2 separate regions of the Homo sapiens genome follow, and region 2 is linked to region 1. Evidence: chromatin loops called from intact Hi-C (ENCODE). Cell type or tissue: PC-9. All regions are shown on one strand. Region 1 overlaps LRRC20 (leucine rich repeat containing 20). Region 2 overlaps AIFM2 (AIF family member 2).

Region 1 (2,500 bases):
TAGTTTTGTTTTTTCGAGGTGGGGTCTTGGTATGTTGCCCAGGCTGGAGTGCAGTGCTGTTCACAGGCACAATCATTGCACACTGTAGCCTGGAACTCCTGGGCTCAAGAGATCCTCCTATTTCAGCTTCCAGAGTAGCTGGAACTACAAGTGCATGCCACCTGCCTGGCTCACATTTTTAATTTTGATGAAATTTAATTTATCGTTTTATCTTTTATACATGATACTTTTGGTATTGTATGTGAGAAGTCTTTGCCTAACCCAAGGTCAAGAAGATTTTCTCCTATCAGGATCATTTGGTTATTGGTTAAGCATGCAGATCCACGGACCCTATTCTAGAGCTTTAAAAGTTGAATCTCGCCGGGCGCGGTGGCTCGCGCCTGTAATCCCAGAACTTTGGGAGGCCGAGGTGGGTGGATCACGAGGTCAGGAGTCCGAGACCAGCCTGACCAACATGGTGAAACCCCGTCTCTGCTAAAAATACAAAAATTAGCTGGGCTTGGTGGCACACGCCTGTAATCCCAGCTACTCGGGAGGCGGAGGCAGGAGAATCTCTTGAACCTGGGAGGCGGAGGTTGCAGTGAGCTGAGATGGTGCCACTGCACTCCAGCCTGGGCGGCAGAGCAAGACTTCATCTCAAAAAAAAAAAAAAAAAAAAAAAAGTTGAATCTCAGAGAGGACCTGGTGATCTGAATTTTAACATGAACTGTGTCTGATTCTTCTTTGCCTTGAATTTTGAGAATCACTGGCTTACTGTTTGCAATTTGGAGCTTCCTGTCCTGATGGCTGCTGCGGGGTGGGGCAGGGGCATTGCCTGGCAGGGTTCTGGATGTGCATGTGGGAGATGATGAATAAATACGGACATGGATGTGATGTGCTCCTGGGGAGGGACCTGAGCAGCTAGGCTGGGAGCTGTGGAATCAAACAGGGAGACCAAGGCTAGCGCGAGGGGTGTGTCCACCTTTCGTCCCTCCCGGGCCCACCTGCGCTTTGGCTGAGCGCTTGCTTCTTTCTGTACTAGCCAGCAGATGGCGCCCTGTCACAGGCCAAGCCAAGGACCGGAAGCCGAGCCCAGGGACCTGGCCAGGCTGTTGCTGGGTGAGCTGTTGCTGGGTGTTCTGACCAAGGCTTCCACTCCCTTCTTGTGTTTATGTTCCTGTCCAACCCCTGCAGGGACCTGATGTTGCAACCCCTTTTCTGAACAAGAGTACTCAGGAAACACTTAATAGATACCCACTGAATCACAACATTTTCTTCGTTCAGAAATTGCCACTGGCTCCTCTTTCAAAAAACACACTTTGAGCAGCTGCTGTGTGTGCCCTGCCTGGAGGGCAATGCATGTGCCCGGGAGTGCCCAGTCTGGAGGGGAGGCAGACATCGCTCTAGCACACTCTTACACTGAAAGGGGGCTGCCAGGGACTGGAGTGGGAGCTGCTTTTCTGGCCTGGTGGGGTGGTGATCTTGGCCCTCACCAGGGCTTGTTGGCCTGTAGTTCCTGGCCCAGAGCTGAGGCCGGCATCTGGTAGGGGTGAGGGGAGTGTGTTTTGCTGTGATGTTTCCTGGCCTGGCGAGTCCTGAGGGTCAGCCTGGCACAGTCCAGCTCTGAGAGCATGGGGGAGGGACTGCGTTCTCACACAGCAGCTCCCAGATGGCTGGGGCTGCCTGGCTTTGTTTGCCACAAGGGCTGAGGCCTCAGATCTGCCATCCTTGGCTCTCTGCCTCTCGCAGGAAGCAGGTGGGAGTTTACCAGGGAGGAGAGGGGGCTGGAGGTCCCCACTGCAGGGTCTGTGCTGCTCTCCCAGGGGGACTGAGCTCCTCTGTAAGGAGACAGACCTTTCCCAACTCTGCCTCCTCTGTGGTGTGCTGTGTTGGGGGTTGACTTGGAGCCTTCTGCCTAGCATGCCACCTCTAGACTTGCTCTGTCTGGATTGGGGCTCCTGGGAGGCTAAGAAAGACCCTTCTCCCTCTTCTCCTGTGCCCCCTGGGGAGGGCTTTCTTCCCTTGAGGGCTCTGCACCTATTTGAAAGGAAGGCTTTGTATCCCTGGGTGGGCACTTCTCTGTCTTGACACCTTTGGTTTTTGAGCTGGATAATTCTTTGTTCTGGGGAGCTGTCCTGTGCTTGGTAAGATGTTTAGCAACATCCTAGCCTCTACCCACTTGAGGCAAGATGCCTTAGTTCATTCAGGCTTCCATAGCAAAATATGAACAGCAGAGATTTATTTCTCACAATTCTGGAGGCTGGGAAGTCCAAGATCAAGGCACTGGCAGGCTCAGTGTTTGGTGCAGGTCTGCTTCCTGGTTCATTAACAGATGTTTCTCACCATGTCCTCCGTGGGTGGGGGGCCAGGGAGAGACTTTTCTGGGGTTTCTTCCTTCCTCCCTTCCTCTCTCTTTTTCCTTCCTTCCTTCCTTGAGAGAATGTTCTGGGGTTTCTTCTCCCCTCCCCTCCCCTTCCCTCCCCTCCACCCTTCCCTCCCTTTGCCCAGGCTGGAGTGCAGT
Region 2 (2,500 bases), 250 kb after region 1:
TGGTTTATGTTTTGAGAGTGGTGAGGAGTGTGGCCTTCTTGTAGAGCAGGGGACGAGACCCACCCAGCAAATGCTGGAAAGTGAGGTTCTCTTCCAGCGCTGTGGCCCCTACACTTCACTGCATGGGGCCCCAGCCCCCTCACTGTTTGCGGGAGGGTGAGGCACCTGTCCTGTGAAGGGCCCGCATGGCTGCCTCAGCCTCCTTTTGGTAACTGGCTGTGGAGTGCTGCCGTCACTGTCACTTTAGGCAGTGAGTGTAGCGAGCTGGCTTCTCTTTCTCTGGCTTTCCCCTTTGTCGTGGTGCACTTGGAGCGCTCGTCCTGCCTAGTTAGGATGGCACGGCTGGCACTCATAAGAGGCGCGTCTGAGATCTTCCATTAAACAGCTTTTCTGAGAACTTCTTGGGAAACAGCCTCGCTTCCCTCCAGGGGCTTCTTGGAACTTTTCTCCAGAGGGACCCCTCGGGGCCAGATGTCCAGATCAGCTTTGTGGGGCATAGAGTGGACTGAGGGAGGGGCATGGTGGGAAGACAGGGTGCAGCCATTGCCCAGTTGGGCCCCAGAGGTCCAGGCCCTCCCCAGGGTTAGCCTTGGCCTGGGGTCCAGGCTTGATGGGGTCCCTGTCCCCACCAGCCTCCTGGTCATGAACCCCCTTCTAGGTGAGCGGGTGAGCAATCTGGAGGAGCTGCCTCTCAATGAGTATCGAGAGTACATCAAAGTGCAGACGGACAAAGGCACAGAGGTGGCCACCAACCTGGTGATTCTCTGCACCGGCATCAAGATCAACAGCTCCGCCTACCGCAAAGCGTTTGGTGAGCAGGTGCCCAGCCGGGCTTCCCCTGTGCCTCCTTGCTCTCCAGTACCCTCTGAATGCCCTGCAGTGCTTGCCCCCAGGAGTCCACACCTTGCTGCCTTCCCCCTTTCTTCCCAACAGCTCAGACTTTAAATTCAGTGAGGGTCCACCCTTGCTGAGCTCTCCTCAGCTGTGACCATGGCTCGGCCCCAGGTGGCCAAGGTGACCAGAATCTTCTGAAATTAGGGCCGCCCCCTAGTGGTAAGAGATGGGAACAGGCGTCAGAGAGATGACAAAGGTTGGTGGTGTTTCTTTCCCCCTCACCTGAGGACAGAGGAAATTCAGGGTCAGGCCTTCCTCTCTTGGCAGGCGTGCTGCCGCCCCCAAACCCAGATCAAAACATTTGGTCTCTTGAGCTTGGATTGACTGGGGAGTGGGGTTGGTAACATGGCCTCGTTTCTTAAAGCTCAGTATTTGCGTATTTAGCTGGCTGGAGGTGGCAGAGGTGGACTGATGTGTGTTTAAGCCTCCATTTGTGAGCAGGAGACTCAGTGGCCAGGCCTGGTGGTTGCTTTGTGTCCTCAATTCCCTGTCATTTACTCCCAAATGCCCTTCCCTGACAAGGAGCTCCTGCCTTGTGTCCAGCAGGAAGTAATGATCCAATCCCAGGAAAAGGAAGCCAGTCCAGGCTGTGTGTAGCAGTGGGATTGAGGGCTTATAATGGACAGAGATCCCAGAATTTAATACCAAATTGTCCTAATGTTGTATTTTCAAATACAAGTTTTTAAAAGTCCCTTTAAAAAAGCAGTTTGCCATTTATTAAAGCTCTGCATTTATTTTTAATGCTTCAGTTTTGTTTTTTATTTTTATTTTTTGAGACAGAGTCTTGCTCTGTCATCCAGGCTGGAGTGCAGTGGCGTGATCTTGGCTCACTGCAACCTCCACCTCCTGGGTTCAAGCGACTCTTGTGCCTCAGCCTCCCGAATAGCTGGGATTACGGCTGTATGCCACTAAGCCCGGCTAATTTTTCTATTTTTAGTAGAGATGGGTTTCACCATATTGGTCAGACTGGTCTTGAGCTCCTGGCCTCAAGTGATCTGGCCGCCTCGGCCTCCCAAAGAGTTGGGATTACAGGCATGAGCCACCACACCTGGCCTGCATTTATTTTTAAAATCTCACTTACATTCAAAAGTCAATTCAAGACTCAGCTGATCATTGTAACTTGTTGAGAGTTATGTACATTTCTAAAAGGAGGCTTGTTGGTATTTTGACCCATTTCCACTCTGGCATCAGCAACCTTGCCTCTGCAGGAAGAGTTGTGAGGTAGAGACTTCAGGGGGGAATACATTAGGTGGGAGGGTGGCCTCTAGAGCAGGCACCTCCAGGGGGTGGTCATGCCTCAGGAGGGTGACCTGACCAGCACCTATTGACCAGTGTCTAGAGCTCGCCCTCTCCTCCTCCTGGTGGCCACTTAACACAGCAGCTCAGTGTCTTGGTTTCGGTGTCATTTCTTCTGGCAGAGAGCAGACTAGCCAGCAGTGGTGCTCTGAGAGTGAACGAGCACCTCCAGGTGGAGGGCCACAGCAACGTCTACGCCATTGGTGACTGTGCCGACGTGAGGACGCCCAAGATGGCCTATCTTGCCGGCCTCCACGCCAACATCGCCGTGGCCAACATCGTCAACTCTGTGAAGCAGCGGCCTCTCCAG

Evidence for each region. A loop is a pair of places that touch in the nucleus more often than their neighbours do. Peaks named below come from ENCODE experiments on the same cell type or tissue, not always from the same donor. Only the 100,000 strongest peaks of a DNase experiment are listed, where the experiment ranks them.
Region 2: it touches region 1 in a loop (12-fold over the local background); 13 of 110 quality-filtered maps call a loop at or near these places.

Annotation. Positions count from the first base shown.
Region 1 is chr10:70,363,216-70,365,715 of GRCh38, reverse strand. All of the region lies in intron 2 of LRRC20 (leucine rich repeat containing 20), which reads left to right. Among named protein-coding and RNA genes, the nearest start is that of LRRC20, 18 kb to the left of the region's middle. In PC-9, CTCF peaks have their summits at 826 and 1,033 (motif pointing right); a DNase peak (open chromatin) is centred at 1,145; H3K4me3 peaks cover 470 bases; H3K27ac peaks cover 1,269 bases.
Region 2 is chr10:70,114,933-70,117,432 of GRCh38, reverse strand. It overlaps AIFM2 (AIF family member 2), which reads left to right. Exons shown (of 9, transcript NM_032797.6): 7 at 659-811; 8 at 2,313-2,500. Among named protein-coding and RNA genes, the nearest start is that of AIFM2, 17 kb to the left of the region's middle. In PC-9, CTCF peaks have their summits at 840 and 1,040 (motif pointing left); no DNase peak of the experiment used is centred here.